2 separate regions of the Homo sapiens genome follow, and region 1 is linked to region 2. Evidence: read pairs that join two places in POLR2A ChIA-PET (ENCODE). Cell type or tissue: GM12878. All regions are shown on one strand. Links, peaks and the distances in the headings refer to the core of each region. The heading gives the core; the rest is flanking DNA. Region 1 overlaps CDK17 (cyclin dependent kinase 17). Region 2 overlaps CDK17 (cyclin dependent kinase 17).

Region 1 (4,394 bases), core at 220-4,219, 76 kb before region 2:
CACGGAGAAATAAATGTGCTTCAGAGATCAGTAGGTACAGTGAACCACAAAGGAAAGGACACCCACTTTTATAATATAATGCAAGAAAAAAAAGCTGTTTATTTATACCTCTTAAAATTTGAAACAGAGAAAATAAAATGCTAATTATCCAGATGAATCTCAAAAATATCATTAAAATCGTATTTTCTAAAAAGAAGACATTGCTAATGTATCATTCTGTATTTCCAGAATTTTTGAAAATTCACTTCTCCTTAATGGATAACCTAAAATAACGTTTCGCAAAAAATTAAAATAAAATGTTTCACAGAATGCGAACAACTATATTACATATCTACATTGGGATAAAAATTAAAAAAGAGGAAATATTCACAGACTGCAATTTATGAATGCAAAGAAGTAACTTTCTTACAAGTGTCACGTGTCTTCATGAAAATTTTTAAATGGGCATTTACTCCACTTGATATGTATGTGTATTAACATATACCAACACACATATTCACAAGTATATTTGTATTTTTTAAATGATTACCTCCATTGAGATCCGTCTATGTATACGATTTCTGAGACAAACACCTGTAGGTGACTGGACTTCATCAGATGATGTCCCAGAAGCTTGGTCACTCTCACCATCTGATCCCATTTTTAGATTTTCATGAACAATATCTATATCAAAAAATGAGACATTAAAAGAGATACATTATATTCTAATATATAATTTATTATCACTATGGGTAAAATATAGAAGGCCAACGAGTAAAAATCACAGCATAAAAAGTCATTTACATTCTGGGTGCCACAGGTATGCAGTTAATAGATGAAAACATGACTCAAATGTCTTAAAATAGTATGAAATCTTTTTACACTTTCAAATTATGAAAAAAATTAACATTCAAGTTATTATCAAGGGTTGAGTAATAAAATTATAAACTGGAAATAATATCTCTGAGAATGAGCCAGTTCTTTCATTTTCTAGATCTGGGAACTGAGACTTGAAAGGTTAAATGACTTTCAAAAGTTCACAAAGCTTAGATGCAGAGCTGGAATAGACACCTGGTCATCTGCCTCTTATTTAGTATTCTTTCAATTAAATAATGTGTCACTGGGTCTATGGTTAAATGGAGCTAATTCTTGGAATATTCTTTAAAACACCTCTTAAAAGCTTCTAATGCAGTTTCTCCTCCCTGCACCCCCAATGTTAAAAATAAAACAATAAAAAATTATTCACTGAATATCTATTTTGTACCAGAACTACAAAAACAAGTTTATGATCTTCAAATACTCAAAAATCTGTTCAGAGCAAAAACATACTACAAAAAAGGTGGGTTATGGCATGCTTAATAGAGATAAAAGTTAAATGGAAGTAGGGGGAGGAAGATAAATTCCATTTGAAAATATTAAAAACAGACATATACTGTTTTGTTTTTGAGACAAGGTCTTGCTCTGTTGGCCAAGCTGGAGTGCAGTGACACAACCATGGCTCACTGCAGCCTCTACTTCCCAGGCTCAAGCAATCCTCCTGCCTCCCAAGTAGCTGGGAGTACAGGCACCCATCACATCTGGTGTTTTGTTTTGTTTTATTTTATTTTATTTTTTTTGTAGAGACAAGGTTTTGCCTTGTTGTTCAGGCTCATCTTGAACTTGTAGCCATTTATGCCTAGTGTTCCATTATTGGAAGCTAAGCATGTGGGAGCTACTTATATCCTACTGCTCAAGGTCATCACCAAGGTCTGATTGCAAAAATTCAAAAAACTGCAACTTCAGGAATCCACCCACCTTGGCCTCTCAAAGTGATGGGATTACAGGCATGAGCCACCACATCTGGCCAAGTTGTATACTCATATACCTGCATTTGTCAGTCATTATCTAATAACCCAGCAAGAAGAGTGTACTAGGAAACAAATGCTGGATCTCTAGAACTCCTCTCTTGCCACTATTACTTTCTATACACGTATTCATTTTCCAGAAAGAAGCATGTTGTTTCATGCTGCAGTGCTTTAACACACTTTTTTTCTCGTTTTTAAAAGATGCCTTTTCCTATTTTATCAACTTTGTGAGATCAGGCTTAGTCTTCAAACTATGCTCATGTGTCATCACTCAGTGAAGTCTTTTCTAATCTCAGACACAGTTGACTACTGTGCCCCCACCCACTGCACTGAAGAACATTTTTTGGTGCATGTGATTTTATAAGATCCTTGGGGATGGGATTTAGCTTGTTCACTTTTCTATTTCCAGAACTTAACCAACTGTCTGGCACTCAGAAGGTGCTTAACAAGTATTCAAGGGAACTGCATATTAACTAACAATCAAGGAATGGCCTAGATAACTAGATCTCTTTTTCAAATAAAGTTATATAAAATATCAATGTGTGAGACAATTGTATTTTATAAGTATAAATGTTAACTTTTAATAATATTTACATATAAAATCATGAGGACTGCTTAGATTAAGGAGAAATTTGAACTCAAGGGTCTTATATCAACTCTATCTTAAAACTCACTTTATGTCTGTATTTTTGTCTTGGTTAACTCAATATTAAGAAAACTCCAATTAATATTCATAAGCAGTTGCAAATGGTAATGGATTTTTAATAGCTCAATATGTAATCTAAGAATACACTTCAGTTATGTTGAGATTTCCATAGAAATTTTATGGTGATATGTGAACAAAAAATTAATTTGGCAGCAAAAGTAATGTATTGGTGATTGATTCCTAACCTCTTAAAATTTGGTATATAACACATCTAAGGTCCTGTATTCATTTCTGTCACACCTTCAAAATGTTAAAAATAATTTAATCATGGCTTCCATTTCTAGTGAGATATGAAAATCTCCCTTTCCTCAAGAAAATGTTGACTAAAATACAATATTTTAAAATGCACAGCTAAATGTGCAAGAATGTATTGGTAATACCTAGGAAGCAAAAACAAAGAGAGGACTGAAAACCCAAAGCTGTTATACATAAATTGACTCTATCAGTGTCTTAGGAGAGGCTGCTGATGTTGATGAGAAGGTCCCTGGGTTTACCTTCCACATTGGGATAAAAAATGAAGCCCTGGGTTTCTGAGTTACAAGTGAGACCTTCCCACAGAAAGGCTCAACTCCCAAAGTGCTACACTTTTGAGACTTACAGGGTACATTTAAAAAAAAAATCAGAGGGAGGAGCCAAGATGGCCGAATAGGAACAGCTCCGGTCTACAGCTCCCAGCGTGAGCGACGCAGAAGACGGGTGATTTCTGCATTTCCATCTGAGGTACCGGGTTCATCTCATTAGGGAGTGCCAGACAGTGGGCGCAGGCCAGTGTGTGTGCGCACCGTGCACTAGCCGAAGCAGGGCGAGGCATTGCCTCACCTGGGAAGCGCAAGGGGTCAGGGAGTTCTCTTTCCGAGTCAAAGAAAGGGGTGACGGACGCACCTGGAAAATCGGGTCACTCCCACCCGAATATTGCGCTTGTCAGACCGGCTTAAAAAACGGCGCACCACGAGACTATATACCACACCTGGCTCGGAGGGTCCTACGCCCACGGAGTCTTGCTGATTGCTAGCACAGCAGTCTGAGATCAAACCGCAAGGCGGCAGCGAGGCTGGGGGAGGGGCGCCCGCCATTGCCCAGGCTTGCTTAGGTAAACAAAGCAGCCACGAAGCTCGAACTGGGTGGAGCCCACCACAGCTCAAGGAGGCCTGCCTGCCTTTGTAGGCTCCACCTCTGGGGGCAGGGCACAGACAAACAAAAAGACAGCAGGAACCTCTGCAGACTTAAATGTCCCTGTCTGACAGCTTTGAAGAGAGCAGTGGTTCTCCCAGCACGCAGCTGGAGATCTGAGAACGGGCAGACTGCCTCCTCAAGTGGGTCCCTGACCCCCTGACCCCCGAGCAGCCTAACTGTGAGGCACCCCCCAGCAGGGGCACACTGACACCTCACACGGCAGGGTATTCCAACAGACCTGCAGCTGAGGGTCCTGTCTGTTAGAAGGAAAACTAACAAACAGAAAGGACATCCACACCGAAAACCCATCTGTACATCACCATCATCAAAGACCAAAAGTAGATAAAACCACAAAGATGGGGAAAAAACAGAACAGAAAAACTGGAAACTCTAAAACGCAGAGTGCCTCTCCTCCTCCAAAGGAACACAGTTCCTCACCAGCAACGGAACAAAGCTGGATGGAGAATGACTTTGACGAGCTGAGAGAAGAAGGCTTCAGACGATCAAATTACTCTGAGCTACGGGAGGACATTCAAACCAAAGGCAAAGAAGTTGAAAACTTTGAAAAAAATTTAGAAGAATGTATAACTAGAATAACCAATACAGAGAAGTGCTTAAAGGAGCTGATGGAGCTGAAAACCAAGGCTCGAGAACTACATGAAGAATGCAGAAGCCTCAGGAGCCGATGCGAT
Region 2 (4,394 bases), core at 228-4,227:
TAACTTGAACTCACTGCTACAGTTACGCTCAAATCTGGTGGGAGTAGAGGCATATTAGAAAATCTGGGAAATATGCAAAGTTCAAAAAGCCAGAGACGATTTTCATTCAATTGTCCTTGTGAATCACTGATTTAGACATTCCTTCAATGTGAAGCAATGGATTAAACAATTTTATTACCACTACCAATAGTTCTTATTTTATAAAGAGTTATAGCAAAAACAATCAATGTTTTACATGCTGTGTTGGGCTGTTCTTACATTGCTATAAAGGAATCCCTGAGACTGGGTAATTTATAAAGAAAAGAGGTTTAATTGCCTCATGGTTCTGCAAGCTGTACAAGCATAATGCCAACATCTGCTTGGCAACTGGGGAGGCCTCGGGAAGCTTTTACTCATGGTGCAAAACCAAGTGGGAACAGGCATGTCACATGGCGAGAGCAGGAACAAGAGAGAACAGAGAAGAAGCTACAAACTTTAAAACAACCGATCTCACATGAACTCACTCATCACCAAGGGGATGGTGCTAAGCCATTCATGAGGGATCTGCCCCATGATCCAAATACCTCCCACCAGGCCTCACTTTTTTTTATTATTATTATTATTATTTTTTGAGACAGGCTCAAGAGAGCCTTCTGCCTCAGCCTCCTGGGTAGCTGGAACTACAGGCATGTGCCATCTCATGCTCAACTAATTTTTTTTTTTTTTTAATTTTTTTGTAGGCATGGGGTCTCCCTATGTTGCCCAGGCTGGCCTCAAACTCCTAGGCTCCAGTGATCCTCCTCAGTCTGCCTCCCTAAATGCTGGGATTACAGGCATGAGCCACCTTGCCCAGCCAAGAGTTAAAATAACGAGCTTATAGTAATATGGTTATTATAAGTTATTACTGAAGTAGGCTTTATGAAAAGAAAATTGAAAACATATAACCAATTCTAAACTTTATACAATAGAAACCTAAGTTGCAGATCTTTTCCAAAAAATTGTACCTGAAATAAATGTTTCAACCATTTTATAGCTTCTTAGGAAGAAAGGGGATGAGAGCAAAATGGAAATGGAAATGATATCTGGAGAAGGGAGGGATCAACAAAAAAATCCATGCTCACCAACTTATGGGCAAAAATTATTGCAACACACAATACCCCACTGTTTCTGAAATGATAAATGTTGGTTAATAAACCATGATCTCAAAAGCTCAATACAAAAAGTGTTTTAAGAAGACTGTGTAAGCTGAGGAATTTAAAAAGGCACTGACTCCCACAAATTATGAAAATTCATTTTAAATGTCACACTTCAAACAAGACGTTACCAAGCCATAATCTCGAACTAATATTTAAAATAAATTTATTACTTATAACACACCTACTATAGAAGAGGGTTTTTTTGTTTGTTTGTTTTTTGTTTTTTTTTTTTTGAGAGGAAGTCTCACTCTGTCACCAGGCTGGAGTGCAGCGGTGTGATCTTGGCTCACTGCAATTTCCACCTCCCAGGTTCAAGAGATTCTCCTGCCTCAGCCTCCTGAGTAGCTGGAATTACAGGCATGCACCACCACACCCAGCAAATTTCTGTATTTTTAGTAGAGACGGGGTTTCACCATGTGGGCCAGGATGGTCTTGATATCCTGACCTCATAATCCGCCTGCCTCAGCCTCCCAAAGTGCTGGGATTACAAGTGTGAGACAGCGCGCCCGGCTGAAAAGAGGTATAATTTAAAACTCAATTTTTTTTTTTTTTTTGAGATGGAGTCTTGCTCTGTCGCCCAGGCTGGAGTGCAGTGTGGCGATGTCAGCTTACTGCAACCTCCACCTCCCAGGTTCGAGTGATTCTCCTCCCTTCAGGCACGTGCCAACACGCCCGGCTAATTTTTTTGTATTTTTTAGTAGAGACGGGTTTCATCATGTTGACCAGGGTGGTCTCGAACTCCTGAGCTCAGGCGATCCACCCACCTAGGCCTCCCAAAGTGCTGGGATTACAGGCATTTTAAAAAAGCCTTGGCCAGGTGCGGTGGCTCACGCCTTTAATCCCAGCACTTTGGGAGGCCTAGGTGGGTGGATCACCTGAGCTCAGGAGTTCAAGACCAGCCTGCCCAACATGGTGAAACATGGTCTCCACTAAAAATACAAAGATTAGCCAGACACAATGGCGTGCACCTGTAGTCCCAGCTGCTCAGGAGGGTGAGGCAGGAGAATCGCCTGAACCTGGGAGGTGGAGATTGCAGTTAGCAGAGATCGCACCACTGCACTCCAGCCTGGACGATGGGGTGAGACTCCATCTCAAAAAAAAAAAAAAAAAAAAGACAGAAAAGAAAAAGAAAAAAAATCCTTCAAGTTTAAAAGTAGACCATGGAACAGTTTTTATTTAATTACTGTAATTCCATTTAAAAACAAGGCTGGGTGTGGCGGCTCAAACCTGTAATCCCAACACTTTGGGTGGCCAAGGTGGGTGGATTACCTGAGCTCAGGAGTTAGAGACCAGCCTGGCCAACACTACTAAAAATACAAAAATTAGCCAGGCATGGTGGCACACGCCTATAATCCCAGCTACTCGGGAGGCTGAGACAGGAGAATTTACTGAACCCGGGAGGTGGAGGTTGTAGTGAGCTGAGATTGCACCACTGCACTCCAACCTAAACGACAGAGGGAGACTCCATCTCAAAAAAAAAAAGAAAAACAAAGCTTCTAGTCAACTGTATACATAAACTACCACAGCAGAATGAATAACATTAAATGCACTGTTTGATCCTTTGAGTACAATTCTGCACTGCAGTAAGCGCATTTAAGCCAATACTACACAGTTAAATAGCTAGATTTCATTAAGGACGATTTTGGGGCGGGGGGTTGTTTTGTTTTTGATTTTTTTTTTCTTTTTTTTTTTGAAACAGAGTCTCACTCTGTCACTCAGGTTGGAGTGCAGTGGTGTGATCTCAGCTCACTACAACTTTCACCTCCCGGGTTCAAGCAATTCTCATGCCTCAGCCTCCCAGGTAGCTGGAATTACAGGCCTGAGCCACCACGCCCGGCTAATTTTTTGTATTTTTAGTAGAGATGGGGTTTCGCCATGTTGCCCAGGCTGGTCTCGAACCCCTGACCTCAAGTGATCTGACCGCCTTGGCCTCCCAAAGTGCTGGGATTACAGGCGTGAGCCACCGCGGCAGGCCAGTTTTTTTCGGTTAAACCAAATTTTACTCCTGATACACTGACCAATATTTTTAGACCTTCAGAAATGAGTACTTTCTTTACATATTAACATTATAATTTTATATTTCCATTTTGTCTAAAAGACAACAATCTTTGAAGGCCACACCCCTTTTCTCTCCATTTTCACTAACAAGTTAGTACAGCTCACATGCAATTAAACAGTCTCAATAATGCCAAGTTACTGTCCCTCCAAGTTGGCCTACAAACTGCTCTAGATTGCTCTCACACAAATACCACCAAAACTGTATAGCTCCAATATTTGAAACCTTTTACACTTTTTATTATCTACTATATCAAAATGTATTCTTGATTGCTTCTAAGCCTACTCTGACCTTAATTTACCAACTCGGTGTTGTTCCTCCTAATTCCATCACTTTATTCAATTTAAGAGTATGATAATACGGGAAGAAATACAGAAATGAAAAAAAACACGGCCTCTCTGGAGCACAACGCCAGCCAAAAGAGGGAGAGACCTGAAAATAATTAATTACAACATAACATATTAAGTACTACAGTATACATAAATACTATATAGCAGAACCACCATAACTGTCAGAATGGAACAAAGATCACGTTGGAGAAAGAGACGTTTGGGCTTAAAAATGAGAATTTCTCTACAAGTGTCATAGCATTGTAATATCAACATACCAGTTTCTTCATCTTTGTATCCTAGCCCCTACCATAGTGTCTAGTACAGAGTAGGCAGGTACTTCAGACATGGATGGATGAATGGACGGCAGTACGGAAAAAAGGATAAAATAAGATACATATATAAACATAAAGAAAGAATATGGTTAGATTAAAATGGGACAAAACTGGAGCCAGTAAATCAGATAAGACATTCCAAAACCCTTACGTAAGAAAGTGACACAGGAAAAAATAAATTTAAAAGATATTTAGGAATTAAAATTAACAGGACTTGGTGTGACTAACTGGACTAAGGGGAAATGAGCATAACAGAAAAGCGTAAGAAAGAAGCTGCCAAAGTTTTTGGCTTACGTGACTAGGCTGACAGTGGTACCATTCACTGAAATTGGGAACAGAAATAGGGGATTCGAGTTCAGTTTAGGTAAGGGAGCACTAAGGCAATATCGAGTAGGAAGCTGGAATGCAACTCAGAAAAAGAGGTCTAGATTAGAAATAAAGAGGTGGAGATTATTGCATATGGGTGATGAGAACAAAGCCCTAAATATAGACCAGATTG

What was found. Peaks named below come from ENCODE experiments on the same cell type or tissue, not always from the same donor. Only the 100,000 strongest peaks of a DNase experiment are listed, where the experiment ranks them.
Region 1: POLR2A ChIA-PET joins it to region 2 with 5 read pairs; 21 of 35 experiments call an interaction of 5 or more read pairs at or near these places.

Annotation. Positions count from the first base shown.
Region 1 is chr12:96,312,792-96,317,185 of GRCh38, forward strand. CDK17 (cyclin dependent kinase 17) reads right to left here. Exons shown (of 17, transcript NM_002595.5): 4 at 530-663. Among named protein-coding and RNA genes, the nearest start is that of CDK17, 85 kb to the right of the region's middle. RefSeq lists enhancers at 2,783-3,415, 3,416-4,046. In GM12878, for the core only: no CTCF peak of the experiment used is centred there; no DNase peak of the experiment used is centred there; H3K4me3 peaks cover 907 bases; H3K27ac peaks cover 797 bases.
Region 2 is chr12:96,388,441-96,392,834 of GRCh38, forward strand. All of the region lies in intron 1 of CDK17 (cyclin dependent kinase 17), which reads right to left. Among named protein-coding and RNA genes, the nearest start is that of CDK17, 9.8 kb to the right of the region's middle. In GM12878, for the core only: no CTCF peak of the experiment used is centred there; no DNase peak of the experiment used is centred there.